Regions from separate parts of the Homo sapiens genome. Here regions 1, 2 and 3 are each linked to region 4. Evidence: chromatin loops called from intact Hi-C (ENCODE). Cell type or tissue: PC-3. All regions are shown on one strand.

What was found. A loop is a pair of places that touch in the nucleus more often than their neighbours do. Peaks named below come from ENCODE experiments on the same cell type or tissue, not always from the same donor. Only the 100,000 strongest peaks of a DNase experiment are listed, where the experiment ranks them.
Region 1: a loop joins it to region 4, with 13 times the contacts of the local background. A loop is called at or near these places in 2 of 110 quality-filtered maps.
Region 2: a loop joins it to region 4, with 35 times the contacts of the local background. A loop is called at or near these places in 18 of 110 quality-filtered maps.
Region 3: it touches region 4 in a loop (4-fold over the local background); 26 of 110 quality-filtered maps call a loop at or near these places.

Annotation. Positions count from the first base shown.
Region 1 is chr14:30,440,596-30,448,595 of GRCh38, forward strand. All of the region lies in intron 3 of G2E3-AS1 (G2E3 antisense RNA 1), which reads right to left. All of the region lies in intron 3 of LOC112267868 (a long non-coding RNA gene), which reads right to left. Among named protein-coding and RNA genes, the nearest start is that of G2E3, 110 kb to the right of the region's middle. In PC-3, a CTCF peak has its summit at 3,017 (motif pointing left); a DNase peak (open chromatin) is centred at 3,016; H3K27me3 peaks cover 3,257 bases.
Region 2 is chr14:30,371,934-30,379,933 of GRCh38, forward strand. LOC112267868 (a long non-coding RNA gene) reads right to left here. Exons shown (of 7, transcript XR_007064106.1): 7 at 6,247-6,371. It overlaps LOC105370430 (a long non-coding RNA gene), which reads left to right and starts at 7,254. Exons shown (of 4, transcript XR_943705.2): 1 at 7,254-7,330; 2 at 7,421-7,574. In PC-3, CTCF peaks have their summits at 3,566 (motif pointing right) and 3,776; a DNase peak (open chromatin) is centred at 3,558; H3K27me3 peaks cover 1,535 bases.
Region 3 is chr14:30,547,353-30,555,352 of GRCh38, forward strand. The region is part of intron 3 of G2E3-AS1 (G2E3 antisense RNA 1); the gene reads right to left. Among named protein-coding and RNA genes, the nearest start is that of G2E3, 7.8 kb to the right of the region's middle. In PC-3, a CTCF peak has its summit at 4,587; DNase peaks (open chromatin) are centred at 3,159, 4,289, 6,139 and 6,429; H3K4me3 peaks cover 2,907 bases; H3K27ac peaks cover 5,069 bases.
Region 4 is chr14:30,607,393-30,615,392 of GRCh38, forward strand. It overlaps G2E3 (G2/M-phase specific E3 ubiquitin protein ligase), which reads left to right. Exons shown (of 15, transcript NM_017769.5): 12 at 496-677; 13 at 4,815-4,987; 14 at 7,957-8,000. Among named protein-coding and RNA genes, the nearest start is that of SCFD1, 11 kb to the right of the region's middle. In PC-3, CTCF peaks have their summits at 1,580 and 3,790; DNase peaks (open chromatin) are centred at 3,459 and 3,799; H3K4me3 peaks cover 402 bases; H3K27ac peaks cover 935 bases.

The sequences.
Region 1 (8,000 bases), 170 kb before region 4:
TTTATCCTATTCAAGATTTTTGTGAAGATCAAAGGAAACAATCCAGTTAAATGCCTTTTGGAAATTATAAAGCATCAATAAATATCATTGTTGCTGCTTTCACTATGATTTACAAGGCTAAGAATTCTTGTACCCTGACTAGATAGATTTAGATTTGCTTAGAAGGACGTGTTTCCTATAAAATGCATGCTTGGTCTTCCTTCAGACACTAAACCGACGCCATAATACAAGCTCATGCATTTAACTGTCGTTTCCACATAAGGTTTATTTGGGACTCATACCATCAGATCCCCTTGCCTTATGAGATGCTCAAAACACCTTTATCTATCCTAAAAATTAGAATTTCAGAAGCCATTGTGTTGTTCTCCAGGCCTAAGTACACTTTTTTCACTTATCAAAGAAAGATTATACAGCCAGAATAATTCGTATATTGCTGCCTCTTTAAGACATCTATTCATTGCTCCTGGCTTGTATTGAAACCAGATGGTAAAACCAAGACTGGAACATCCTTTGGTGTCCAGAAGGAGGCCAGTCTGGCCAAAGCATTGTCATTCCTGTCAGCAACCAGAGTCAAAAGCATTTTTATAGTTAATCATCAGGAGTGCCTACTGGCTCCAACAGGCATTCATGCAGTATTTGTCAGCGTGAAGGCTCTGTCCACACTACAGATGACACCATGTCGGCGAGAACTGTGTTTCAATATCCTTTAGCAATGAGCTGAGCAAATTTTCATGGCTGATTCCCAAAGCAAACCATAATATAAAATTTAGTGCCGGACTTCTTTTTTTACCAAATTGAGTGGATAATAATACCTTTTATTTCTAAAAACTAACCCCTCACATCAAGTTTGCCCTGGAGCATTCATTAAAACTCAGGAAGTTAAACAACTGCAGCAAATTACCACAGATAACTTTAAAGAAATTAACCCACCTTAAAACGAACTTTTATTTCAAAAGATGTGAAGCTGCAGTTTTAGACTCTGAGGGGCCTAAGTAATTTCATGGATGACAGCCGACTAGTAAAAATCCTGTCTCCACCTACAGTTGCAATAATCATTTGCAGCAAAGAGATGGTGAATACAAAAATAACATAATTGGGACAAATGCACTATGCTTTGGAGTTAAAATAGAGGAGTTTTCGTGGCCACAGAAAAGGAAGGCATTGAATAATAACACTTTAAAACATGTCGAGGGGGTGAACTGATCAGGCCTTGTATGTAGCTGATGGAGGCTATTCATCTTTCAAGTACTATCAAGAAGCAAATCCGGATATCTGGAAAGGAACATCCAAAAATGGCTTTTCCACTTCACAATAGAGGCTTGTCACCATATCAGAGTGACTCAGATGAATATTTCATATGAAAGATTCAGGTAAAGAAATTTGAAGGAGATGCTTGGGGCAGCAGAACTCAATTGCAATTACATACTAAAATATTGCAAGAGGATCTAACACAGATATGATTTCTTTATATGATGGAATTGTACAAGCAAAACAGTGTTTAGGACACAAACCACAGAAATTTCAGGTTGTAACTGATGAATACTTGCAGAAGCTAGAATCCCATAATACTGAAGCTATTCTGCCTTCCATGGTATCTATATAGTGCTTATAATTCATGGTTTTTTCACCAAGCAAAGTAAGATGAGATTTATAATGGCAACCCTAATATTCTCTAGTTCATGGAAGTTAAGATACCTGATGCAATGCAGATTGATTTGTTTTGGGTTGATAACATTTGAAATGTGATGATCAATGTCATTTATCTTCCTCTGTTTAAAAATGTTGCAGAAATTACCTAAGATATGTGGATGCTGATGGGAGCTTGCTGATTTGGTTTGGTCTTCATTGTTTCTGAACGAAGAGTGACTATTTTATCACAAGTAAACCCATGGTTGTCATCTGTAATGCTCTCTATTATTTTTGAGTTTTTACACTGAGAATATGTTATAACAGCCATCTAAAAGGACAGAAGAAATTTAAAATTAGGCATTTTAGTCATAAATCCTGTGAACAGGAATTATTTAATAGCCTCTGCTATTTTGAAAGGGCAGCAATTGAAAAAAAACATTTTAGAAAAAGAAACAATCTAAAAAATTTAGTCAGATTTTTGTTTACAAACTGTTGTGTTATGGCTTGTCCCGTGTGAAGTTTAAGAAAAATAGTACCACACATCTTAAAAAACCAAACACCACAGTAGAGAGCAATAATGTAGAATATAGTACAAAGGTTTATTTCCAAGAGCCCACTGCCTAATTTAAATGTCTTTTGACTGGCCAATCATTTTCACTGGTATGCCAAAATGACTGGAAACAAGCTTCCTCTAACCCCTCACTCTAGTTATTAACTGAGCCAATCAGAAAAAAAAAGACCGATTTTTAATCTACACAGTAAACAGGTTCATACATTTAAAGAAACATGGCTCTCTTAGCTGCCCTTTGTTAGATTAGAGAAAAGAAATCTATTTCATCCTCAAGGAAAAGTTATTTCCTTTGTTTTCTGACATATAAAATGAACTATAAACAGCTTTACCGTAATAAATTAAAATGTCCTAAAAATCATCCCAATACTATAAGAGATTTTTATTCATTAACCATGACTAAAAGACATTCAATGATGAAAGCTATATTAGGCTAAAAAATATTGTTCAGAAAGGAGTTGCAGGATTCTGTCCTTTTTTTACTCCACGTATTATATAAAAGGAGAGCTGAAAATCATCTGGAAATAATTTTTAAGCATTTTAAACAGGGCCCCTGATATTAATTTTCTCCTCACATTTATATTAAGAAGCTAATAAAATATGGATTACATAAAGTCAAAAGATCCATATAAGCCTTCACTTGTTATATAAAGGGCCAGAACCTTATGTAATATGCATTTTCTTACTAATTCTTCAAATTTTAAATGCTTTGTGTGATAACGAGGAATACTGAATAATGGGGTTTAAATGTTTCTAAAAACTGAATATGCACAGAGCGTTTGAGCTACTATTGCCAGTAGTTTGGTGACATCTAGTGGAAATAGCGACTTCAGCCTACCTTCCTGAGTTAACTTTAAATCCTATAGCAAAGGGAAAGTGTTTAGAAGATGGCTAAATCATCAATTCCCTACCTTCTTTGCTAAGTAACAAGAGTGAGCGAATTTAGCTAAGCCTTCTGAAGAAAAATAAAATCCACCCCAATTACTGTGAACAAATCTGTTCTAATTATAAAATACACGGTCTTTGTAAAGAATTTGGAATACGCAAAAACATACAAGAAAATAAAATTATCCATAATCCTTCCACCCGCAAGTAAACACCAGTGATATTGTATGTCTTTTCTTCTAAGCTTCATAATATATTCTTGTTGGTGTTGTTTTTTTTACTAAGTTTGGTTATTATAAATATATAATTTTATATCCTAATTTTTTTAACATTATGTGAGCAGTTTTTGTATTTATCAGGTATGAAAAATAATCTTAGTTATGAGAGGCAGAGAACTATATCATCACTTATTTTTCAAAGTAGGATGCAGCAAGCCAACAATTCTGTGAATCCTGTATGGCAATCCATGAATGATAGAAAAACATGGTTCCAATAAAGTTCTTTTATTAGCACAATACACAAAAAGACCATGTTATTTATAGAAATGTTAAAAATGTGTTTTACATCTACAAAATTTTAAGGACTTACTATATTATCAGACACTAAGGGTATCGTAAATGAGTGAGACCCAGACCTTACCGTAAGACACGAGTAGTCTGATAGGGAAGATTTAAATATTGTTTAAGACAATGGAATTATGATCAGCCTGTGAACTGTAACAAAGGAGGGAGGTATTTAGAGAATAGGTAAATGGAAAATCTTCAAACAGAAGATAATGCCTGTGTAGGACTTGGAAAAGTGAGTAAGAATGAAGGGTGTTTCACATAGAAGAAAGCCTAGACGAAAACAAGAAGCATGGAATGGCCTGGTGTAGGCTGGTATCCCTGGAGAAAAGTCATCACTTCAGAAGATGTGACTAGAAAGGTGAGCAGAAGCAGATGGCTGAAGATCTTTATCATGGAGGTTATGAAAACCCACTAAAACTTCTTTTTTAGTAACATGATTACATTAGCATTTTATAAAATCATGCTGACTGAAGTGTGGAAAATGAACAGCAGAGGAAAAGACCAGCCAGTGGGCTGTTGTAGCAATTCAGGGGGGAGACAGTAAGGCCTGGACTAAGAAAAAGCAATGAATTCAAACAGAAGACCAGAGAGCAGAAGGCTGTTTAAGAGGGGACAATCGCACAATTCAAATATGCTGGATGATGGAGGAGGTACCAAGGATGACCCTAGTTCTGGTATAGGGGATTGATGTCTAGAATAGCATTCAGACAATTATTAGCTAAATGTTTATGATTTTTAGATTATGTGCTGCAATACAGTTTAGGATTGGACAAATCCTAATTTATTTTACCATCATATGATAAATATTAGGGAAAGGGGTGTGAACAACTTATAACACCAGTCCTAGTTACTAAGCATTTTCTTTGGCATAGAGGTCAAAGAAAAAGAAAATCTGGCATGGTCTCACCACCCTGATGAGAAAAAAAAAAAATGCCTCTACTGTAGGCACCGAGTGGTTAACGTCTCTAATTGGCCTTAGCACAGTGCCAAGACTCAGGGGGTAAGAAGAGTGCTAAAGAGGTTGGAGACATAATCAAGGAGATTCAAAAGAAAAACTAATTTCAGCTGTCACTGAGCTTTGTCTATATAGAGTGTCATTAGAAAGAGTAAATGACCTGCTGAACTCTTTGGTATTGAGAACACATTTCTAAAATGTGGAGAAAATCAAAATTACATCACTCAAAGGCTGTCTCTATATGCCTCTGTGCACCTACATACATAAAAAGTGAAGAAGAGAGAGAGCTTGTACAGCATGCAACCTGGAGACCTGAATTCCCTGAGTAATGGTTACTAGTGATCTAATTCACTAAGTCAACAAGAACTATGTATCGTGCCCTTGCCATGTGCCCAGTGCACCTTGCTGCCAGGCAGTGGACATTTTCGGCTACCACTGATGGAGTGCTCACTTTGGGCTAAGTGCTTAACAAACATTATCCAGCTTAATCCTTTCAACGGCCTATGAGTTTGACCTCATGATGCTTAGGGAGGTTAAGCCATTTGTCCAGGGTCACTCAGCCAGTAAGCGGAGAAGCTAGGGTTCAAACTCTGCTTTCTTCTGACTCAGAGCTGTACTTTTAACCATTACACTATCCTGGGTCACTGTTCTTTTGTTTTCTTTTTAAAAATCATTTTTCTTACATTGCGCTGTTATTTACTATTCCACGAACACAAAGAACCATGCATGGCACTAGCTGAATCTTAATATCGATACAGAGTTCCATCCCAACTTCAGACTTGTGGCTCCACAACTGACTAGGCAGCGTGCTCCTATTTTGTTTCAGGGCATGCAGAGCTGGTATGTGAGAGACAGGTGGCAGCCAGTTGCTATGGCAATTGCCTGTCATTAATGATAAAGGGTAATTACTGCAGCAAATTTCTGTTTCGCTTGAAAATGTGACTTGCCCCTTCCCCAAAGGGAGCACAACCCTTTATACCCTCTCTACTCACCACGGCCTATCATCTTGTATAAGCTTTACCTAGACCACTTGGCTTTGCTGCAAGGAGCTAAGTAAAGCCTGACTTCTTAAAGATTCAGGAGAAGAAATATTAGATGAGTCACAGAACAAAAAAGGCTCAGAAGATACACATTTTCCTCCTCTACAGACTGTCTAAACTTGCTTTCCCTTAATTAAGTTTGCAGGAAATAATCCCAAGTATTGCACATTTGTGGACCAAGTTCAATGACTGCTTGAATGGCCATATGTGGTCAATTACTAGATGCTAAGACTGCAAGACCACGTAATTTTTTTTTAGATGATGAATTTTTTTTATACTTTAAGTTCTAGGGTACATGTGCACAACGTGCAGGTTTGCTACATATGTATACATGTGCCATGTTGGTTTGCTGCACCCATTAACTCATCATTTACATTAGGTATATCTCCTAATGCTATCCCTCCCTGCTCCCCGCACCCCACGACAGGCCCCGGTGTGGGATGTTCCCCACCCTGTGTCCAAGTGTTCTCATTGTTCAATTCCCACCTATGAGTGAGAACATGCGAAGACCACATAATATTTTCAAACTGACTTACAGAACTATAAATCTGTGTCTCAGTATGATTTTCAAATCTTTCCAAGCCAGCTAATAACCCTTTTGATGGTAGAAACTGTGCTTTGTATGGCAGGGGCAATATGGAATGAAAAATTTCATTAGTACCTTTTAATTCAGTGTTCTATATGAGTTTAAATAGGAAAACTTCTCTCCATAGTAGGTTACACATTATGGTAGGTAAATATTGTCATAAAATAAATGCAAAGTAAACAGCCAAGAAGCTGGAAAGCAACACAAAATCAAACACCTGTTAGTCTCTCGTTTCTTTCCACCCCTAAACTTGGGGTCCAAGTATGTCTCCTGCCTTAAGTTTCTTTTGAAATGCAACCCATAACTGCTTGGCACACTGATGATGGATCCCCAGGAACTGTTCCTACAAACAGGAGGTCTAGTGATGGCACTAAGTTCTGTCTCATAATCATCTTTTTCTTTTTCAATCTAGCTCCCACTTATATTCAATATCTAGCTCACAGAGAAGTAGACAACCTTTTGATCCAAAATAATGGTGCATTCTCCACAAGACTATGTGCTATTCCTTGGAGACTAATGTGCCAACATATCTAGAATCCTAGCCTCAGAGTTTGGCCTGTTAACTGGAGTTGCATTTTGTTCTGTCAAAACTTTTTTATGTGGCCACAGAGACACTGTAGCAGAGAAAGTTTGGGCAGAAAACAGTCCAAGGGGTGGCTCACCTATATGTGCTGTGCAACAAAGGTGGGAAAGGGGGAGGGTTCACTAGTATTTGTCATCCCCAAAACTGTGATTGTGAGAATCATAGAGATTTCAAGCACCCTGGAGCCTATGGCATAAAGACCAGGCTTTTAACCTGGGAGCAAACATCTGTTTTGATCAAGATAGGATGGCTCTTTTTCATCTTTCAAGCCTGCAACTGACAGAAAGAAGAGTTACATTCAAAAAGCTATATTCAGCTCACCTATTGCATTTCTGTTCCATAGTACAGCAAATTAAAGGCAGGAAGTCTGGAGGAGAAGGAAAATTGGTAGCAGAATGGATGTGAAAGAGGAAATTGGAGTCAATAGGGTTTGAGATCAATCTTAGCCCATATGCACATCCTTGTTCAATAGGGCTATTACTACTCCAAACATTTGATTAGCTAATTTTTATGAAGGACGGGGGTATTTTTACCTGTTTTGTCCCCAAATATATCCCAAACCTTCTGAAGAGTGCCTGGCCTATGATAAACTCCTGATTAATATTTGTTGAATATATGGCAAAACCATTTTACTCTGTTTCCTGCCATTCTAATCCTTAAATCATTTTATCTTCGTTTCAGTTGGAATAACCAGAAAGGCCCATTAATAAGAGGAAGCAAGACCAAATAAAAACAGGCTGAAATGTAAGACATAGCCCTGATTTCCTTACCTGCTTCCAAGATTTAAGACTGAGGCTAGCAATTTCACTCCTGCAATGTGCTTTGTTAATTGAAACAAAAGATACAGGTCTTATTTCACAGGCCTTCCTCTAACAAGGGATGCTCTCTGAGACAAAGGGAGCGGGGCTCAGGAGGCTCCCATCAATTGGGAGGAAAGCTAGTGAAAGACATAGAGCTCTGAAGCACCTGAAGAATCCCTAGACTCTGTAACTACAGACCTCTAAAGAGCCCCCGCCCCACCCCCAGGATTTAGGAGGAACTGGACACAATAGTTACTTCCTCTGAATTTATCCTTTCCCTTTCATCTTCCCATTGACAACAGGCTAGCTTCATCAAAGAGGAAAATCACACGTGGCTGGCCCTGTTTCCCAGTAAACTTCCTCTCCCTCAGCCTTACCCTTATTATAG
Region 2 (8,000 bases), 240 kb before region 4:
TGGCACCAAAAATATTTTCAGATATAAGAAAGCAGATGTGGTGTCTAGTTCATAAATCTGGATTATGAAGTAAAATCTATGGCTAAGTGGGTGATATTCAAACAGCAGTAGTCATAGCATCCATGCATGAGCAAGGGGGAGAATCATTGGCATAGGTAAATTCAAGTTCAGAGGAAACTGGAGGCTGACATTGAATTCAACATGGAAACAGAGAGACAGTAGTGTATCCAATCTCAGTAGGTCCTTTTGGGTCTCTATTTTGAGAAATAATTTAATAGCATTTTTAAAGATATGGGTTCATTGTAAAAAAAATTGGAAAATATAAACAAGCATGAAGAAATCTATGGTTCTATTTCTCAGAAATAATCCTTGCTACTGATTTCAGATCTTATTATTCTAGGCTTCTTCCATGCATATTTTAATAGGTTCATCTGACACATACTGATTTTTAAATTGCCTTTTCCACTTAATGTCTTGTTAATGTCTTTTCATGTGATTAAATATTCTCCAACTGCAGTAATACTTTAATAGCTATATAATATTCCATTAAGGAACACTATGCTGCCTATGGTTGGATATTTATGTGCCTCCACAACCTAAGATGGTAATGAACTTACAGCGAGTTCTTTTTGAATACCAAAGTCTGACCATCCCCCACGCCTCACGAGACATTTTGCAGCTTTCCTAAAGCCTCTGACTCTTGCGAATTTAGTGACTCAGACTGTCCCATCGACTTCTATTTAATTTTAAGGATGTATTACACACACACCGCTCAAAAAAAAGCTCCTCAAAATAATTGCATCTACATCAATTAACATTTTTATTCTATAATTCCATAAGGGCATTTCATATATACCTCTATTTTCTTCTGCAACAACACCCTTAGAATAAATACAACACGAGAAAGTATACACACTTAAGACGCACTGCACAATTACTTCCACCTAATCCAAAGACAATTTTCATTTATCTATTGATTCACTCAAGAAATATTTATTGAGCACCTATTGTATGACTTGCAATGTGCCACATGCTGAGACAGAAATATTTCAGAATCTACATTGGGTATGTCTTGACTTCAAAGCCAAAGCCACAAGGAAAGGTTTATGTTTTTCCTATATTTTCCTCAGATATTAAGTACAGAACCAGTACTTAATTTATGTTATATAAAGATGTCACTCTACTTTTGAATGGTATGTGAACCTTTTTCAGCTTGTTGCCTGATTGATTGATAACAAGAAAATCTAACGAGTCTCTCTGGACACAAATAATTGTACCAGTCAGGGCCAAATACCCAAGGTTTTCAGCAGTTCTGTCCTTCTGTGACCCTTAGATACCAGTTATGCAAGACGCTCATCTTGATAATTGAGATGAGCAAATGAACAGTTATGTTAATAACCTTCCCATCCCTTCCCTCATGACATTTTAGGCCCTGTCCATCAAAATTCATCCAATACTTCCCTTGTGTCTCCTCATGCTAACCTATGTCCTTTTATCCCATCATTTCACTTATACTACATCTGCCCTTATTTCTCAGTTCTTCACTGGTTCAGCTCTAAACCGAAGGCTCCCCCCATTCCATCTCCCAGCCTCCAAACACCCTCCAAAACTCCTATCAGACTAAACAATGGCCTTCTCCTCCTAAGTACTTCAAAGAACACTGAAAGCTGGCCTCAAAAATCTTCCCCGACTGGTTGGAAGGAAAAGCAGCTTTCCAAAGAGTTCCATCTCAACAGCATGCCATTCCCCATGGAAAGTGTATTTGGATATAGATAGTGTTGTTACATATGTATGAGAATATGTCTTACTTATTCACCTGCCTTTTTTCAGCCTGATTGTGAGCCCCTGAAGACTGAGAACATGTTTTCTCTGTATTCTATAATGATCCCACCCCCACAGAGTCATACTGCTAAATGTTGGTGCCACCTTTCTTCAAGGCAGCGATCAGTAATTACAATATTTTTTAACTGGTCAAGTCTAACTGGGAATAGATTTTTAGAGCTGAGAGGTGACATTGCAGGTTACCTAGTCCATCGCCCTCTCTTTTTTTTAAGCTACAATTCTTATCTACCATGTGTCACACACCATGCTAAGCTCTTTAAGTGAATTATCTCATGTGATCCTCACAAAAGCTCCGAGGGTAGGAACTCTAATCATCCATATTTTTGTGTGCATACCAAAACTCTCCTCATGCTTTTTCACAATTAAGTATACACAAATGAATGAATATTAACAGCTCAGCCAGGATCAGGACTTGAGTAAGACAGAAGAAGCACCTGGGGAAGAGAATGTAAGGAGACACTCACTCTCAGGGTTGTGAAAGTGCCTCCTTCGGTTTTGCACTCTGGGTGCCTCCCTTGCTTCACTCCAGTCCCAGCCCCATCCTAAACCTTGTTGCATGTCAGCTACTGCTCTAAATATATTTATATATTTAATACTTACAACAACCCCATGAGATAAGTAATGTTAGTATCTTCTTTTACAAATGAGGAAACAGATTAAGTACTACGCTTAAAAATCTCAGAGTTAGCAGAGACAGGGATGGGATTCAAATCCAGTCATCCTGACTGGAGGTAGACATATAATTGAATGAATACCTGAATGAAGGAATAAATAAATAGAATGCTATAAAATGTTGGGAAATGCAGAAACCTTTACATTTTATATTTACTTTTTATATTTTTACTTCTAATCCACTTCACTGTTTCAGTTAATAAATAAAGCCAGTGTAGTGAAATGGAACAAGTATAGATTTTGGAGCTAGACAAGACTGGTTTTGAACAGTGCTTCTGTGTGGACTTGGGAGATCACTTACTTATCTGCTTTAACTTGCATTATCTCATTTTGTAAATTTTTATGAGTATTAGCCAAAAAGTACATAACCAGCATACAATGCCTAGAGCTGGGTGCAGTGGCTCATGCTTGTAATCCCAGCACTTTGGGAGGCTGAGACAGGGAGATTGCTTTAAGCCAACAGTTCTAGGCTAGCCTGAGCAACATAGTGAGACCCCATCTCTACAAAAAAAAAAAAAAAAAAAAATTAGCAGGGCATGGTGGCATGTGCCTGCAGTCCTAGCTATTCAGGAGGCTGAGGCAAGAGAATCACTTGAGTGCAGGACTTCAAGGCTGTAGGGAGCTTCAAGGCTGTAGTGACCACGCCACTGCACTTCAGTCTGCAAACATTTATCAAGTACTCAATGTAAGGTAACTTTTATTATTTTATCATGTATATTTTTGGGACAAAAGAATCATACTGTAGAAACTATGGCAACTAGATATAATATTCACAACTCTAATGTAAAATATGGCTACCATGGACAAATCACATATTGAAGACTCTTGTATCAGTCAGGATAGGCTAAATTATGCTGAAGTCACAAACTAAAAGCCCACTTCTCAGTGGCTTCACACAACAAAGGTTTGTTTCTTATTAACTGTACGTATCTGAAGCCAGCCATCAGGGGCTCGGCTTTAGTTACTCAGGGACTGGAGCTGACAGAGGCACTATATTGTAATAGCCGCTCCTTCTGGAACGTGCAGTAGCCTCAGTCACCAGCAGAGGGGGGTGCTAGAGGGCCTCATATTGGTAAGCACATATTAGTATTGGAAATGACATATGTCACTTCCACCCACAACCAACTGCAAAAACTAGTCAACATGCTCCCATCCAACTGTAAAGTGGTAGAGAAATGCAGTCCTCCCATGTGCTTGGAAGGAAAAAGCAATCAGACATGGTGAGAACTAGATGATTTTCCCACAGACAGGTCCCTTAGCCCATAAAGCTATCAGAAACAGTCTTAGATTATGCAAACAACTGAAGGACTATTTCCCAAGTTGGTTTATTCTCATTGTTGAAGAAATGAAGCATAGAATTGGGTTCATAATTTAGTGGGGTTTTTTTTTGGTAAGAAATGCATTTTATCCTCATGCTGACTTAGCACGGTCTGAACTGGTCAGTTCAGGTTTGGGGAACAGCCTTATATACAATCATTGCTGGAGTTGTCCTGAGTATGCCAAAATAAAAAATGCTGTCAGCTAGAAAGAAACTTTGCACAACAAAGTGTTAAATGGAATAGTACCAGGCAAAATAAGGTAATGCTCTTTTGCTGTCTAGCACCACATAAGATGCTAACTGAAAGAGTAAATAAAAACACTCAACGTGCATTTAGCTTTCATAATTTACCTTCTGCAAGGTTGATTTCTAGTATGCAGAATATGCCACATTATTTAGGCTGTAAAAAGGAGCTGCTTTACACTACCTGCCATGTACAATTATAATAATCTGTCAGACAAATATAATTAGGGAGTGTGATGTCTGTTTGAGTGTGAAGGCTTTGATTGTGTGGTATTGTCTGCTCTCCCCTGTGGCACAGCATAAACAATTGTACTCAGTGGTAACTCTCAGCCAGGACTAATGCTCAGAGTCAGGAACGCCCCATCAAATAGCACAGATGGTTGGGTTTAGGTTTGAGGTTGTTGGCTTGTTTGCGTCCACCTCCCCACACACAACCCTTTCAAGTTTTGGTCAGCAAACTTGACTAAAATAAAGCCTTCTGCAATACAATCTGGTGGGTCTCCAAGATATTGTTAACAGATCATAAAAGTGAATGGGAGACTCATGCAGAGTATGGTCAATTAACAAGTCCCAACCATTTCAATGATGAAAAACAGGCTGAGAAAACAATGCGTGGGTCACTTTAATGATTAAAAAAAATTAGGTGACACTTCGTGGATTTAAAAGATAAAGTTGTTATTATGTAGAGTAAGTTGTGATTGTAACTTGCTATTAGATTCTCACACCAGCTGGCAAAATAGAAAAGGTAACCATCATTTCAGCTTTTCATAATAGTATTTAGTAAATTAGATTGGAAGCATGTTTCATTTTAAATTAGTCAGTAGTCTTCTTGCCATTCCATCTATACTAACATGAATCAGCCTATTTTACTTAATTTTATTTTATTATTATTTTTTGAGACAAGGTCTCGCTCTGTCACCCAGGCTGGAGTGCAATGATGCAATCTCAGCTCACAGCAACCTCCACCTCCCAGGCTAAAGCAACCTTCCCACCTCAGCCTCCTGAGTAGCTGGGACCACAGATGCATGCCATCACACCTGGCTATTTTTTTGTATATTTGGTAGAGATAGGGTTTTGTCATGTTACCCAGGCTGGTCTCAAGCTCCTGGACTCAAATGATCCTGCCACCTCAGCCTCCCAAAGTGTTGGGTTACAGGTGTGAGCCATGGCTCCCAGCTGATCAGGCCATTTTAAATTTTATTGCCTAATTGATTATCTTTTTATCACTGTAACCTTCATAACCAGAGATTTTGCCGTGGGACTTCTCTACAAGAGACTCTTTTTGCTCTTTAAGAGGAGACTTACCTAGATGGTACTTAAGAGGTATCAACTTACCAAATTCTGCTGTGTTGTAATTCATGTGGTAGAGAAGTTTGGTATTATAATCCGAAACACAGCACCTAAACTAATGGTCAACCCAAAGGAACAATGAAGATTCGACACCTTGTTTTCTTTTAAATTACAAATATGTAACATTCTAATGGTATCTGGACCAACTTAGAAAGATCAACAACTTTGCATTAACAACAGAGGTTTCTTGCGTCTACAAGAGAGCATTAATATTTTCTCTCTCTCTGGACAAATGAGAAAAGAACCCCAGAGATGAATTCTTATACTTCTGGTACTTTTATCCTAGCTAGAGATGTGAAATAATTTTCTGATTGAATCCACTATTGAGAAGGAATATTATTTTTACAATATTTTGATGTTTGAGTCTGCCAATGTAGACTCTAAGGAATATAACAAACCAATAATAAAATAATGACAGATCATAAAACCTTTGCATTGGAAAGACCTCTTCCCAAGTTGAAATGATTAGTTCCTCCCTTGGATCCCACTGCACCTTGTATAGTTTTCTTTTCTGGCTATTATAAGGATATGTCTAACTCTATTGGTCTACAAATTTCCTGATGCCAGAGGTTATGTTTTACTTCTCTTTGCCTCTCTAAGGCTTAAAATAGTGCCTACGTTATCATGAATAGGTTACCATGAATAGCTGAATTGATAGATGGATAGATGAAGGAAACAAATTCTATATTGTAATAGTGGATATTTGTTGGCCCCTCCCCAGAATCCATTTCCTGCCTTCCTATCCCCACTTTTCAACAGTTCCAACTTACATTCGAAGATGCAGGTGGTTCAAGGGAAGCACTTATCATCTCCAACTCCAAGAGTCAAATATGCAACCTATGTTAAACCAATCGGCACATTCCATCCAGCTAATCAGTGATTGGCTCTGCCTTGAGCACGTGACTTGAGTAAAGGCTTGCATTCAGAGTGAATCTCAGGATTGTTTCTGGAAAGGAAGAGACAAAGATGCCCTTTGCTGTTGGCTGTAAATGTGGAAATGTGTAGCCCTGGAGGCTGATGGCAGTTATCGCAGGACCATGAGGAGAACTAGTCTTAGGATGGAGCCAACAATAAGAAAAATATAGCAGAGGCAGAAAGAAATTGGAAACCTCACTTGAAGCCAATCTTATCTTTGGACTTTTCAGTTACAAAAAAAAAATGAAGAAGAAGAAGAAGAGGAAGAGGAAATTTTCTTATGTTTTCATATCAGCATGGGTCAGATGTTCTGTTCTTTGCAAAATGATGTATCCTGATACAATTGTGAATATCATTGAGCAGATGTGATTTGAACAAACACAATGTACTTCAAAAATGTTGACAAATCCTAATCCAAAAACATATATACCATTTCTGCCAACTAGAAGTGTTGAATACCCTTAATTCCCATTTTCCACTAAAAGGAACCAGGGCTTCTTGAAGAAACAATTGATTCTAGGTTTGGATAGGAAATGTACAAGTTCAGCGTGGAACATGTGGTTATACCAAAAATCAGGAAAGTTCTCAAAAGCTGCTGTGTCAAAGATCTTAGAAGCCAACTTGAAAAGGTTCCCCAAAATGGGACAACTTGAGCATCAACAACATAATAATAATTTCCATGGCTTAAAATTAATCAAATATAAACATTCACACATTCGTAATGGTATGAGGGGAAACAAATCTCATTCATCTTAGAGAATATTATGAGAACATCTAAATAAAGAGAAACAATCAAGCACATAACCTGCTTTCTTGTATGAACTGTATCCCAGGAAGATCTAATCATTATTGAGGAAAAGTTTCTCTCTATAGACATGAAGAGAGCCCCATGTCACAAATGCTTAATGCAATAATGGATTGAGGCAATAAGCATCAGTGGCTACTAAAACCCCCCAAAATAGAAACAACTAGACATGTATGCTTCTTGATGTAAGTACACCATATCACCAGTGAAGTGTTCTTGTCAGGTAATCAAACCTGAATGAGATCAAGCTTCTAAATCTAACTACTATTTCACAGGAAATTTTAAAAGAATGCAATCAACAAAATCCAAAATGTGAAACTCTGTAGAGAAAATGACTCAATTTTCGTCAACAAATAAATTGCAAGAAACAAAAAGAAATGAGGGAGAACTTATGGATTAAAAGATTTATAAGAGACATAACAACCAAAGGTAATATGAGGACCTTACTGAAATTTGGATTTGAACAAACCAACCATTTAAAAAATGAGATAATCAGAGATATTTGGAGGCTAACTAGCTATTTGATGATATTAAGGAATTAGTATTAATTTCAATTAATACTAATGATTATTTTTATTGGATGGTGATGATTTTTTAAGGATTCTTCATATTTTATAGACTCATACAAAAGTAGTTATGGGTGCAAACGTATGGTGTCTTGGGTTTGCTTCAAAATAATACTTCGGGAATGGGGGAGAGGAGTAGTAAAGATTAAACAAGATTGGCCATGAGTTAATTGTTGAAGATGAATGATGGGTATATGAGAGTTTATTAGACTATTATCTCTACTCTTGTGCAATAGTTAAAATTTGCCATAATAAAAATTGTAAGTATATCATTCTATTATCACTGAAA
Region 3 (8,000 bases), 60 kb before region 4:
GACACAGAGTGCCGATTGGTGCATATACAACCCTCCAGCTAGACATAAAAGTTCTCCAAGTCACCACTGGACTCAGGAGCCCAGCTGGCTTCGCCTAGTGGATCCCGCCCCAGGGCTGAAGGCGGAACTGCCTACCAGTCCCGCACTGCACGCCTGCACTCCTCAGCCCTTGGGCGGTCAATGGAACCGGGTGCGGCGGAGCAAGGGACGGCGCCCCTCTGGGAGGCTCGGGCCCCACGGGAGCCCACTACGGGGTGCGGGTGGCAGGGGGGGCTTAGGCATGGTGGGCTGCAGGTCTGAGCCCTGCCCTGCGGGGAGGCAGCTGAGACCCAGTGAGAATTCGAGTGCAGCGCGGGTGGGCCATTAGTGCTGGGGTACCCGGCACCCTGTCTGCAGCTACTGGCCCGGGTGCTAAGCCCCTCACTGCCCAGGGCTGGCAGTGCCGGCCGGAGGCTCTGAGTGTGGGGCCTGCCGAGCCTACGCCCACCCGGAACTCGCATTGGTCCGCCAGAGCTGTGCGCAGCCCGGATTCCCGCCCACACCTCTCCCTCCACACCTCCCTGCAAGCAGAGGGAGTCGGCTCCAGCCTCGGCCAGCCCAGAGAGGGGCTCCGACAGTGCAGCGGAGGGCTAAAGGGCTCCTCAAGCGTGGCCAGAGCAGACGCAGAGGCTGAGGAGGCGCTGAGAGCGAGCGAGGGCCACCAGCACGTTGTCACCTCTCATTATGACCCCTTGTGACAAGTCACTTCTCTCTTGCAGCTTTCAAAATTCTCTTTGTGTTTGTCTTCCAATATTTTGATGATAATATCTTGGTGTGGGTCTCTGAGTTCATCACACATTGAGCTTGTTGAGCTTCTTGGATGTTTATATTCATATCGTCCATCAAATTTGGGAAGTTTTTAGCCACTACTTTTTCAGATATTCTCTCTTTTTCTTTCTCTTCTTTTTCTAGGAATACCATAATGCCTGTGTTGTTTAGCTTTATGGTGTCACATAGGTCTCTTGGGCTCAGTTCCGTTTTCTTCAATCTTTTTCTTTCTGTTTCTCAAACTCAGTAATTTTCATTGTTCTATTTTCAAGTTCACTGATTCTTTCTCCTGCCTGCCCAAATCTGCCTTTGAATACTTCTAGTGATTTTTTTCATTTCAGTTACTATAATTTTCAGCTCCACGATTTTTTTCTTTTTAGGCTTTTTATTTCTTTAATGATTTTTCCATTTTGTTCAGACATCATTTTGTTGACTGTCATTTCTTCCTTTAGTTCTTTGAGCATCTTTAAGACAGTTGTTTTAAAGTCTTTGTCTGTCTAGTAGATCTGCCATCCAGTCTTTTTCAAAGATAGTTTATTGTTTTTTTCCTTTTGAAAAGACCATACTTTCCTGTTTCTTTGTATGCTTTGTGATTTTTTTGTTGTTGTTGAAAACTGTATATTTGCATCTAATAATGTCGTACCTTTGGAAATCAGGTTCTCTCCCTTCCCTAGGTTTTGCTGGTGTTTTGGGTTTTATTATTATTTTTGTTGCTGTTATTGTTATAGGTTGTGTCTGTGCTGAGGATCAGCCTGAGGTTTAAACTTAAGGCCTTCTCTGGTCTTTGCTGAGCCTGCACCTTCACCTGGGCGTGTGTGGTGACTTTCTAGTTTTCCTTACATATGCAGTTGCTTTTGAATGTCCTAGTCTTCAATGTCTTACTTCCATAAGGGGAGACAGAGAAAAATAACAGGAGAGAAAAGGCTCTGCCTCTTTAAATCTCCTGGATATTACTTTAGCCAGAGGAGTGGGAGGGTTTGCAACAATGGGGGTTAGTGCAACCGTAATGACCACCACCTCTTTTTCTATACCTCTGTGATCAGATGCAGCAATCAATGATCACAGCACAGATCCCCAATATTTTTAGGACATGGTCCTTTTTGCCTGTTCTGGTTCCTGCAAGCTGTGTGCAAGCTGCTCCAGAAACATATTCACAGCTGCCCACTATTGGGCTGAAGGGTGGGACTGTTATTTAAAATAACGTTATGAAACTACATGCTAACATAAATATTTGTGTTTTCTAAAACAAAAATAATTTAGTGAGAAGAATGGCATTGTTTTACCTTTATATAAATCTCTCTGGTGGATAATTTAATATAAAATCACTGGATTGGCTGGGCACAGTGGCTCATGCCTGTAATCCCAGCACTTTGAGAGGTCAAGGCAGGCAGATCACAAGGTCAGGAGATCGAGACCATCCTGGCTAACACGGTGAAACCCTGTCTCTACTAAAAATACAAAAAAATTAGCGGGGTGTGGTGGTGGGTGCCTGTAGTCCCAACTACCAGGGAGGCTGAGGCAGGAGAATCACTGAAACCCGGGAGGCGGAGGTTGCAGTGAGCTCAGATCACGCTGCCGCACTCCAGCCTGGGTGGCAGAGTGAGACTCCATTTCAAAAAAAAAAGAAGAAAAGAAAAAGAAAATCACTGGATTTTCATATCAGTTTCTGCATTCAGTCTGTTGCAATATCACACCCCATGCAGCCTCTGGAAAACTCTATTGTACACTTGTGAGAGAATATAAGTGAAAAGGCAAACGGTCTTAGTATTATTTTGAAGATAGTTTGACCTCATGAACCACATTTTGAAAATTGTTGATCTAATTCATCCTTCAGTCTAGTACTAAAAAGTCGTCTCTGTACTAATATTAACAAAGCTTCTACCTAATACTAGATGATATCTGAGGTTCTTTATTAAACTAACGTCCTACAGTTCTATAGATGAACAAGCAAATTTCTCACAAAAAAAAACTTTGCTATTAGCTAATTGTTTTAGATTAATATTAGGTTTCTTATCACTGCTCCTATCTCTGCTGGGTGTGTGAATTGAAATATTGTAATGGAAAATGAACAAGCTTTGTGTCCAACCAAACAAGCTATAGTTAAAATACCAGTTCTGCCTACTGTGGCCTTGGACAAATTATTTAATCTTATTAAGCCCTAGTTTCATCACCTACTTTGTCAAGATTAAGTAAATCAACATTTAGTTTTAGCACAGTGTTTTGAATGTAGAAAGCATTAAACAAATGTTAGTTCCTTTTATGTTTTTCCAATCATATACCTTTTATTAGTTAACCTCACCTACAGGAAGACTCATTGCCCCATTATGACCACTGTGGGAAGGCTAAAGTTTAATATCTATTACTGTACAATACCTAAGAAGTGAGTCAACTTGGAGATACTAGACTTGCAAACCCAAACAATTTAAAAAATTGTACAGGGGTTAAATAGCAAACATTACATCAAACTGCCCTGAAATTCTCACTATTTCAGCTACAAATATGACCTATTAGAGCTAGTTTATTAGCTCTTTCTATAAACATGGATTAACTCAAATCACTACCAAGGTGGAAAGTAGACAGCAGGTCACTAAGGAATGTATCATATGTTCTGAAGGGCAGAGAAAAGGAATATGAGGCTAAGATCCACCTGGGAGGAGAGTTCCTTTGTGCCTTTCAGTGGCTCACAAGCCTAAGGATACTGGGCATGGAATGCCAGATGCCATTGAAAGGAGAAGGAAGGGGATGTTAACTGTATGTCTTACCCATTTGCCTAATTATAATTACCATTAAATGTCCTCTCACTTAGAGCTCACAAGAAACCTGTCAGGTAGTTATTATTTACATCTGATTAATGTGTAGTGAAGCTCAAAGGATTGGGTACTTCATACTTAGCTAGTAAGTAAAACGGCTAGTATTTAAACCTCAGCCTGTTTTGCTTTCAGGTTCGCCTCTTAACATTGCACTACTTACTATCCTTGAAAAATGTTTCCTAAAGAATGGCCCTAAGTGTTGAAGCTAAACTTTGAGCAAGTGCCTGCTTCCTAAGTGATGATTCTGTGCCCTAGACCTTTGTGAGAATTTGAAGTTTTCTTTCACCCCCAACAAAACACTCAGGTAAGGATTGGGCTTATTATAACTGAGTCACTTTATCAATTCAGTTGCGGAGTCATTTTCCGCAAGTATTCTGGGAGGGATTAAAAAATCAAAGTACACAAACTGAAAACAGTTTTGATTGCCAGCAATTGTATCCAAGAATGTTAAAGATTCAGTTCAAGCATGTTGTTCATTACTTGATTTATTCTGGGTGGCATTACCAATGTGTGTTCCTGCATTTGGAGTTACTCTTAACTGTAAAGAGGCTCTGATTTCTATGTAAACACTTCAGGCCAAAAGACAGCAATTTTAAAAAGCAATCCAGACAATCATTTGTTTGAAACACCAACTTAGAGAGGAGTAATGTTAACATAAACATACCACATCTTTGACCTATATTAAAACACATGTCTCATATTGGCTACAAGCAAACTTTGAGTCCTTTGTAAAATCCATACAGTTACCCAGCAGGCATGATGTCAATCCAAATCACTGTGGTTACTGTATAGCTACTTATTATCCAAACAACCCTGAAACAAAAGACCTGAAATTCGCTGTTTTGGATGCTGCTTCCTGCTGCCAGGAGGAGGTGTGTTTAACTTACAAGAGACTGAACAGCAGTTAGATGAACACTTTAGATCAAAAGATCCAAGTAAATAGACAATGAAGAAAAGACTTCTGTTTGATAGCAGACAACATACTTTCCCAAAAATGTATCTTAATTCAAGTTCAAAAATTGATATAAAAAGACTGGTCACGCAAATGAATGTAAGAAACATATTAGTAAACACATGAATGAAACTGTGCTCCAAAGAGTTAAAGAAACCAATAACTAACAGACATTCTTGAATTTGAAGGTTAGTCAATAATAAAAGGAAACAACTTGCCGAAAAGCTGAAACTCCCTCTACTTGAGGGATTTTAAAAAACTGGATGAAACAATGAACTGAACTGTTGGAAACAATGTGGCCAACTGGAGTTTGCGCAGAGCAAATTTGTTGATGTCACAGCCTGAATTTCTACCACATTTCATATTAAGTCCCCCTAAATTTGCACCTGTGACCCATGAGGAGGCACAAAGGGATAACTGGGCGTGCCTGAGGACTTTCCAGACCTCCCCTTTTCTTCCACCAATCACCTACTAGTCTCAGAATCACCCCCTAAACCTTTTCTAATAAAAGTAAAGCCAACACAGAGAGACGGCTTTGAGCTGGACTCCTGTCTTCTTGTGAGTTGACATATAACAAAAAGCTTTTCTTTTCCCAACAGCCCAGAGTCATTGTATATTGGCTTTTAGTGCATCAGGCATCAAGCCCTTTCTGCTTGAGAAAATGAATACAACTCCATTCAGAAACATATTAGCACTGCTGACAGCATAGCAGAAGCTTGGCAAATTATTATTAATCATGGAGTCATACACTAATAATGGTCATGTACTTATTTCGTATGATATTATCATTATGTCTTCAACACAAGAGATGATCAACAATATGGGCTATGGCTGGGGGCAGTGGTTCACACCCGTAATCTCAGCACTTTTGAAGGCTGAGGCAGGAGGATCACTTGAACCCAGGAGTTCAAGACCAGCCTGGGCAAAATAGCGAGATTCCCCCATCTCTACAAAAATTAAAAAAAAAAAAAATTAGCTGGGCATAGCAGTGCGTGCCTGTGGCCCCAGCTACTTGAAAAGCTGAAATGAGAGGATCACTTGAGCCCAGGTGGTTGAGACTGCAGTGAGCCATGATCATATCCCTGCACTTGCAACCTGAGTGACAGAACATGATCCTGTCTCAACAATTAATAGTAATAATAATGATAATATAGGCTAATTTATTTTGGAATCATGGGATGAAAATTTTGTAGCATTAATGCCATAATTAGAAATACTAAGTATATTCCAAAGTATTCAAATATTGCTGAGAATCATAGAGGAAGCCTAAGTAACAGATAAGGACAGTGAGCACAGAGAGGGGAAGAAGAAAAAAAGACCATTAAAGGAGGAAGTAAAAAACAAACCTGAGGTAAATACGGGAGCAGTAACAAGATCATGAGTACAGTAGGAATGATTAAGATATAAAGTCACCTGGAGAGAAGAGAATTACCTCTATTTCATGCTTTTACATTCTTGTTAGAGGTTAGTGAAGTAGAAGTTTGGGAATAGAGTCCTACAGTGGCCTGTATTCTGAGTAGCTGATTGTGACATATTTTATGTGAGCCACATAAAATGCAGGTGTGAGCCACTGCACCCGGCCTCAAAGTACACTTCTTATAGTATGACTCTATTAGGGCTCTGAGTCACAGAAAACTTAATTAAAAACTTTCATTCTAAGATCTCAGGGATGGTCTCTAATCAAGGCAACAGATAAGTGAGGGGTTATCAGATACCAGGCAGAATATTAATCGGTATTGCTGAGGAGACAGGCTAGAGAGAAAGCTAGAAATTTATCCTCAAGGTGGAAGATAAAAGAAAAGTGAACAGACATTCAGGGATGGATCTGCCTTAAGTATGAGTCAAGTATTTGCTTCAAATGTGGGTAGTGGCTGAGGGTAAAACAAAAATCTGATTCATCTGAAAGGCAGGAAGGGTTACCAGAAGTTCAATATGGCTAACACAGAGGAGGAATGAGTTCCTGTAAAGGACAATTTAGTCCAAAAGTGTATACTAATTCTAGTGGGCGCTAATTTAAGAATGAGTGCCAGGTTTATCAGCTTTACAGTATAAGATAGCATTGTTATTTCTCTAATTAAAGAATACCATACCTTCTTATTTGCATGTCTTTGGGGGTTCAATAGCCCTAACTCTGGAGGCAATGGTTTAGGGGGCAAAGCAACACAACTTTGGATGGCCTCCTAACAGGATGGATGTACCCTAACTCATTCAATTATCTTCCTCTTTATAGTTGTTTCCAGTTAGCAGCCACTGTAAGTAGTGCTTCAAAAAGCACTAGCATGCTTATTTCTATAGGAGAATCCCAAAGTTGAGAAAAGCCTGAGTTACTTTCCAAGAGCTGTAGCAATGTATGCTCCTGTGGATAAGAGTGTACATTTGGCCGGGCGCAGTGGCTCACGCCTGTAATCCTAGCACTTTGGGAGGCCGAGGCGGGCAGATTACGAGGTCAGGAGTTCAAGACCAGCCTGACCAACATGGGGAAACCTCCATCTCTACTAGAAAAATACAAAAATTAGCCTGGCATGGTGGCACATGCCTGTAATCCCAGCTACTCAGGAGGCTGAGGCAGGAGAATTGCTTAAATCTGGGAGGTGGAGGTTGCAGTGATACGCCACTGCACTCCAGCTATATGGAAGATATAAAGTTAGGCCTGTACCTTTTATCATATACCAAATGCAAGCTCCAAGATCGCGCCACTGCACTCCAGCCTGGGTGACAGAGCAAGACTCTGTCTCAAAAAAAAAAAAAAAAAAAGAGTGTACATTTTACCACCACACTCTCCCAGTGTGGGATATTGTGAATTGTTTTAATTTTTGCTAATCCAATAAACTTGGTATTTGGTTGGTTGATTTGTATTCCCAAAAGTGAGGTAGTACAGTTGAGTATTTTCTGTGTCTTGTCCTCTTTCATTTCCTTTTCAATGAATTACTTGTTCATTTCTTCTGCCCATTTTTATTGCTTTTTGAAAAAAATTATAAAAGTTTTTACATTAGAATTGTTAACCTAGTGTCCTATGTTTTATAAATATTTTATCATTGTCCCTCATTTATCTTTCAATGTGTCATGGTGACTTTTGCTGTTCAAATATTTTAAACTTTAACATAATGAAACATACTCATCTTTTATTTTATGGTTTCTAGGATTCCGGTCTTGCTCTGTCACCCAGGCTGGAGTGCAGTGGTGCAACAGCTCACTGCAACCTCCAACTCTTGGGCTCAAGGGATCCTCCCACCTCAGCCTCCTGAGTAGCTGGGACTACAGGTGCACACCACCACACCCAGCTAAATTTTTTAAAAAATTGTTTTTCGTAGAGCCAGCAGTCTCACTATGTTGCCCAGGCTGGTCTCAAACTCCTGGCTTGAAGTGCTCTTCCCGCCTTGGCTTTCTCAAAGTGCGAGGATTACAGGCAAGAGCTACTGCACCTGGCCCTG
Region 4 (8,000 bases):
CTATTGGTTCTAGACTGCAAACCTGTATAACATGTTACTGTACTGAATACTGTAGACAATTGTAACACAATGGTAAGTATATGTATATCTAAATATACAAAAGGTAATGCATTGTGCTATGACAGTATAACATCACTAGGTCATAGGAGTTTTTCAGCTTCATTATAATCTTAGGGACCACCTTAGTGTATTTGGTCATTCTTGACCACAACATCCTTATATGGTGCATGACTGTACACCAAAGTGTTCACAGTGGTTATTATGGTGGTAGGTTTATTGTGTTTTATGTTTTCTACAATAGATTTTTACTTTATATTCAGAAAAATGTGTCTTTTTTTATATTTTAGGTAAGATCTATATTTTCTACATAATGATAGCTTCTAAGAATTATATTTATCTAATGCTTAGATTTTTGGACTAATTTTTAATATAAAAAATGATGGTTATCTTATAATAATAGAAGTGTATTTGATATATTTTCATCTGTATTTACAGCTCTGAAAGAGAATCTTTACTATGAAGCTGGCAAAATGCTTGCCATTTCTTTAGTTCACGGTGGTCCTTCACCTGGTTTCTTTTCTAAAACCTTGTTTAACTGCCTTGTTTATGGACCAGAAAATACCCAGCCAATTTTAGATGATGTTTCAGACTTTGATGTGGCACAGATTATAATCAGGGTAAGCAATGTATCTGTTTATTAAAATGCACACTACATTCTAGGTATCTTTTAATGTAAATGACTGATCTGCAATAAAATAATAGTATTATCTATGAAGGAGTTAGGGATTGTAAACATATATTTCTGTTTACCAGTGGAGTTCTGAACCAGTTAAAAGATAGTTTTAAAAGTCAGATGGCTGGAGATTAAAGTGCCACGTTTAATGTTGGTAAAACCAGTTGGATAATGTGATTTTGGTCTGTGTTCACCATGGCTTGTGAATACTCCTCAGAAATACATGGATTTGCCTGCCTTGCTAGAGACAACGTGAGGCAGATTCCCTATTGCAAGCTAGAAAGCAGATGAAAGTGCACTTTGATGGAGGCCGATGGGTCTGAAGAGAGGAAGGATTTGGCTTACCAGTTAGAATACTTTTCCTTCCTTCTATAGGGAGGTATGAATGATAGATGGAGAGAAAGACTAGGCTGAATTTCTTCCAAAGGGAAACAAGTGGTAGGGATCGGGGAGGACTTAATGCGTCCGCCTAAAAATAGTTCATTTATTCAGCACTTATAATGGGACCTGTACTAAACATGTCACATGTGCAAACACTCATTTATCATAATGCCATATAAGTGTCATTGCCAACATGTTACTGCTTTAAAAACTGAGACAATGCAAGCCATTTAACTTTTCTTCCTTAACCTCCCTCCTACTTAAGCATATTCTATCCATTGTCTCAATTAACAGGCAGTGTTGTTTAATGATTAAAAGCATAGGCCTTAGCCAGGCGTGGTGGCATGTGCCTGTAATCCCAGCTACTCTGGAGGCTGAGTCACAAGAATAATTTGAATCCGGCAGATGGAGGTTACAGTGAGCTGAGCTCACACCACTGCACTCCAACCTGGGCAACAGAGGGAGACACTGTCTCAAAAAAAAAGCACAGGCTTGGAAGTCAGATTTTACTTTGAATGCCAACTCTTATAACTACTATATGTTGTGTCACTTTGGGCATATTAATCTTACTAAACCTCAGTTTCTAAATCACACAGTAAGCACTATTGAAGTGTGAGTTGCTACAGTGTATTACAACAATTCTGTTTATTTGCCCTAAGACTGCTTATCCTAACATCATGTTTTAAATTGACCCTTTAATTCTTCGTTTTTCTTTTTGTGCCCTCTTTACTAAAAAAAAAGTATATTTAAGCTTCATTGTCTCTACTTCGTATTTCCTATTTATTTCTTGTAATCAGGCTTCTGTCCCTACCACCAGTCTCAAGTTAGCTAGTTCATAGTTTATATCCAGGGAGCTAAATATCCATGTCCAAAGGCCTTTTCTAATTTTTCATCTGCTGTGACTTCTGCAATTACCACTTAGAATTTCTCTGCAATATTTTATTTAATATTGTACTTCCTCCTACTTCTGATGATTCTCTCTTCTTTAATGCTTCTTACTTCTTCTTACCCCTGAAACTTAGCATTTTTCAGTGTTGTCTTAACAGTCATCATTCTTTATTATTTGGAGAGCTTCTTCTCTCCTGTAATCTTTCTGAATGATTTACAGACCTGTATTTTTGAGCCCCCGGACTTTTATATACAGATAAGACCTGGGTCTTGCTAGCACATTGAGTCTAACATGTTTAAGATAAAAATAGTATTTTTCCCAGAATTTTTTGTTTGATTGTTTTTTGTGGGGCTTTTTTGTGTTTTTACCTGTTTGCCTTTTCTTTCCAAGAGACTTCTTACTTCCAAGCTGTCTTGGAGAGTCATTTTCATACTCCTCCATTTTCCAGTTATATGTCAAGTCACCTGCCTCTAAGACTGACTTATTGTCAACCTTTCCTTCCTGTTTCTAGTGTGCCTATTTTACCAAACTCAAATTTTCCCTAGGCTTAGACAATTAGAATGTTGTTCTAATATTCTTATTTGGGATGATTCTTCCAAAAGTACAGTTTTGACCATATTGCTTTCTTCCTCAGGAATCCCCCAGTGGCTTCTCATTGCCTGTTGAACGAAGTTGAAGCTCTTCATTAGGGCATTTAAGACCTTCACCTCTCTTCATGGCTTTATCTACTCCAGTTTCTGTACTTTTTATCCAGTGTTTGTTCATTTATTTAAGAAATACTATGTATTCTGTACTGTTTTGTTACTAAAGATAGAGTAGTGAAGCAAAGTATCTGCCTTCTTGGAATTTACATTAAGAGAGAACACAGAAGATAAACAACAAATGTAATATGCCATCACGTAGTAAAATGTATTATAATGCTAAATAAAACAGAATATGGCCGGGCGCAGTGGGTCACGCCTGTAATCCCAACACTTTGGGAGAACAGGTGGGTGGATCACCGGGGTCAGCAGTTCGAGACCAGCCTGGCCAACATGGTGAAACCCCATCTTTACTAAAAATACAAAAAAATTAGCCAGGTGTGGTGGCGCGCGCCTATAGTCCCAGCTGCTTGAAAGGCTCGCTTGAGCCCGGGAGGCAGAGGTGGCAGTGAGCCGGGATCATGCCACTGCACTCCAGCATGGGCAACAGAGTGAGACTCCATCCCAAATAAATAAATGTATACATAAATACATACATGCATACATACAACAGAATAAAAGGAGATGGATAAGGGTTGGAGTATATACAAGTTAGGTTTTAGGCTAAACTTCTGTATCTCATAGACCCAGAAAGACAGTGGCTCAAACAAGGCAGATGTTTACTGTTCTGTAAAATCCATTGTCTAGATTTTAGGGTAAGAGTTGGCAAAAAATGGCCTGTAAGTCACGTTCTGGCTTGTTGCCTGTTTGGTAAATAGTTACATTGGAATGCAGCCATGCCCATTTGCTACTGATCTGACTGCTTTCACGCTACAGTGGCAGAGTTGAGTAGCTGCAACAGATACCATATAGTTTGAAAAGCATAAAATGCTATCTGGCCCTTTATACAGATGGCCCTCTGTTTTCGAGATAGAGTTGTGATTTACAAAACCGTCTAAGGACTTGAGTTCCTTCCTCTCATTATCGTGTAACACTTAGCATTATTGTTTGCATCCACATGGTTGAAGCTTGCTCTTAAAGGAGAAAAGTGGAAGTTGAGAGCAGGGAAGTTTGACATGTTGTTTTTACTTACATCCCATTGAACAGTCATGTAGCCCCACCTAGCTGCAGCAAAAGTTTGGCTATGTGCCCAGCTGAAACTCAGGGTTGAGGGTTTGCAGGGATGAGGCAACATATACCCAATTATTACTCCGACAGGGTGTAAAGATAGTATTTTGAGCAGAATAGTCATGAAAAACTTAGGAGATTTCAGCAGAGATTTTGAATGAATGAAAAGAAGTCATGTAAATCTCTAAGAATGTTTTAGGAAAAGGAAATTGCAAGTAAATTTTCTGTTAATGGATTGTTTCCTATTTTTAACTTTCTCCATCTGTACCTTTAAGAGCTAACCTGTATGAAAGTGTCTTGCACATAAATGGCCAAGTATTTCTTTGTTTATGCTGTTCACTAAAATATTCTTGATAAAATTCTGTCCATCTTTTAATTCTCAGCTGTTACTCTTTTTCATGAATTCTCAGGTCATCTTTCTTGCCTATCTAGTACTAGGTAACTTTTCTCTTTTTTTTTCTTTTCTTTTTAAGAGATAAGGTCTCAGTCTGTCACCCAGGCTGGAGTACATTGGTGTGATCATAGCTCACTGAACCTCCAACTCCTGGGCTCAAAATCCTTCTACCTCATCTTCCAGAGTAGCTAGGACTACAGGTGTATACCACCCACACCAGGCCTTTTTTTTTTTTCTTTAGAGGGGGGCTAGCTGTGTTGCCCAGGATGTTCTTGAACTTCTGGCCTCAAGCAGGCCTCCCACCTCAGCCTCCCTAGTAGCTAGTCTTACCTAGTGCTATATAATTTTTCAATGTCAGTTATTTCCTTTTTTATAAATAGTTTCACGTAGTAAAGTGGCATTATACTCTGGATTTCTTGAAGGCAGAAATAGACAAATTTGTTGAACTGGATGATCAGACATTTATTCTAGAAGAATATTTCTTGGTTTACTTTTACTGCACCCATATGTACTAAGAAATTTGAGTATAAATTAACAAGTATCATTTGAAATGTGCATGTCACTCAAAAGTAAATGAGTAAAGTGGCTGTATTTTCTCCTTCATTACAGATAAATACTGCAACAACTGTAGCTGACTTAAAGTCAATAATAAATGAATGCTATAACTACCTTGAGTTAATTGGATGTCTCAGACTTATAACGACATTAAGTGATAAATATATGTTAGTAAAAGACATACTTGGCTACCATGTAATTCAGAGAGTCCACACACCCTTTGAAAGGTAAGTTGTTTCTATTAATATATGGCTCTTTCAAATTACATGTTTAAAGTGGTTAATTATCTTGTAATGTGAGATATATTTGGTAATAAGTGAGATGTTTTTCTCAGAAAAAAATTTAAATGCTATTTTTAAATAATAACTTAAGCCTTTTTAGGATGGTTACTGTTCTGATCATTTAATAAGCATTGTGTAGGTCGGGCATGGTGGCTCACTCACACCTGTAATCCCAGCACTTCGGGAGGCTGGGGCAGGCAGATCATTTGAGGTCAGGAGTTTGAGACCAGCCTGACCAACATGGTGAAACCCCGTCTGTACTAAAATACAAAAATTAGCCGGGCGTGGTGGTGGGTTCCTGTAATCTCAGCTACTTGGGAGGCTGAGGCAGGAGAATTGCTTGAACCCAAGAGGCGGAGGTTGCAGTGAGCTAAGATCATGCCACTGCACTCCAGCCTGGGTGACAGAGCAAGATTCCCTCTCAAAAAAATGAAAAAAGAATTGTGTAAATGTATGATGCTTTCATAGAAATAACCACTGCTTCAGATTATAATTTTTTTCTAAAAAATATTCTTTTTAAAACTCTTACCACATGAGCCAACTATTCTGTCTCTGTGCATTCATTTAATAACTATTTATTGAGTACCTTTTATCTGCTGGGTAATACATATATTGACCGTTCTTTGATTAACAAGGTATGTATGATTCCTGCTGTCCTTTAGTTTAGAACACTGGTCTAAGTTAGACAACTTATGTATCTCCTTACACTCTTACAATTTTTTTAAACAATGGAAATACACATATGAAAGTCTGTAATCACCATCCAGATCTAACACTTATTAACTTGTGCCTGTCTTGTTCATCTTTATCCTACCCTTGTTATTGACTCCAGTATTATTTTAAAGCCAATACCAGATATCATCTCAAACCTGATAAATTCATTTAAAAAAAAGTAGTATCATTAATCCATAGATTTAAATATATTTGATGTGTTTAAAATCTTTATAGTTACTATTACTACTGAAGTTTATATGTCTTGGACCAGTATAAGTCTCTTTATATTATTGTTTTTAATTCTTTCGATGTGAGCCTTAATGGTCTTTGTAAGCTTTTTTGCTATATGGTATCACAAGGTGTTTCAGACTCATTTTGTACATTTTAGCCTAAGGAACCTTTGTTATTTTTAATGGGAAATGGGTAATTCACAACCACAGTCTGGATGCTAGAGATTCTTAGTTTTGGTGGGTTGGTCATGGTATCTAGACCTTTTCATTGAACCCAAATTAGAAAATCAAGGGTTTTTAAATCTATTTTAATCTATTTTGTTTTTTTTTTTAAAATCAAACTTTTTTTTAAAGATACATTATGAGTGTGTCCTGATAATTCTAATTCAGATTCTCTATTGCATGATTTTTACTTAACATTTTCTTTGTCCTGTGTTGAGAATTCCAGTTCTTAATGACACTGGAGAATTTAAGTATGAAGCAACTATTTCATGTGATTTATTCCACATTTCATAACCAATAGTCTCAGAATAACAATACTAACATTATCAAATTGTTGTGCTTATAAGTCATTGGAATATTTTATGTGTGGCTAAAAATTGAGCATAAATTGCATTTTCATTTTTTATTTTTAGTGATTAGTTTTTATTAACATTTCATTTTATTTTAAAATTATATAAAATGTTTTATATAGTTCCAAAGTCAAATGTATAATAAGAATATATTGAAAGTATATACAAAGAAGTATAGGTTTCATCCTTACTATGTCCACCATTCAACCCTTTATGAAGTAACCATTTTGGCAACTTTTTTGTGGTTTATTCTTTTATTATTTGTTTTTCTTTTTAATGATAACAGATAAACATGTGTGTTCTTAGCTCATTTTATGCTGCTATAACAATACCTGAGACTTGGTAATTTATAAAGAAAAGAAATTTATTTCTCACAGTTCTGGAGGCTGGGAAGTCCAAAGGCATAGTGCCAGTATCTGCTCAGCATCTGGTGAGAGCTGTCTTGCTGTGTCATAGCATTGTGGAAGAGCAAGTGAGCACTCAACCCATAGGTGTGCCCTCGAAATCAGGCTGAACTTACCCTTTTTATCAGGAGCTCACTCCCACAATAATGATATTAATCCATTTATGAGGGCGGAGCCCTTGTGACCTACTCACCTCTTAAGGACCCTATCTCCCATTGCTGTTATACTGGCCATTAAATTTCAACATGAGTTTCGAAGGAACTCATTTGAAACCATAACATTCTGCTCCTGGCACTCTAAAACTCACGTCCCACTCACATACAAAAGAGTATCTGAGGAGGTGAATAGGAAATTTAGAAAGTCAGGCAAAAATGATATGTTTGTTCTTTGCTTATTAATGAAAATGTGCATTTTAAAATATTCAGTTGTTACTTGCATTTCTTTTGTTAATCATATATTTTTTGTTCATTTTCCCTATTGATCTTTCAGAAGAATTTGTATTCTTTGCATAAAATTAATTTTCTGTCATATAAAATATCTGTCATTTGCTTTATCTTAATTTCTTTTTAGCAATACATGGGTTTTAAATTTTTATGTAATGAAGATTTATCACTCTTGGTAATATCTGGGAAACTTTATTTTTATAATAATTAGCTTTGAAGTGTAAAACACTTCAGATTTTGATGTCTTTCTTACTAATAAAAACTTGTTAGTTTTGAAACTATAAAGCCAAATAATGTAGGTACATAAAATATTCATTTGATATTAATGTATTTGCTTGTTATGGATTTGAAAGTATCATGTGTAGTATATCCATATCTTCTCTTTTTCCTCACATCTGAAAATATGATTGTCTCTTGTGGGGGTTTTTTGGTTGTTTTTTAAAAATCATTAGCTGTTTTGAAAACATGCCAGATAAAATGCTGGAAATATTCCCTAATATAATACCAAACACACATGTATGAATGTTGGCTCATTATTTTTCTTCTCTTAAGTTTTAAGCAGGGTCTGAAAACCCTTGGTGTTTTGGAGAAAATTC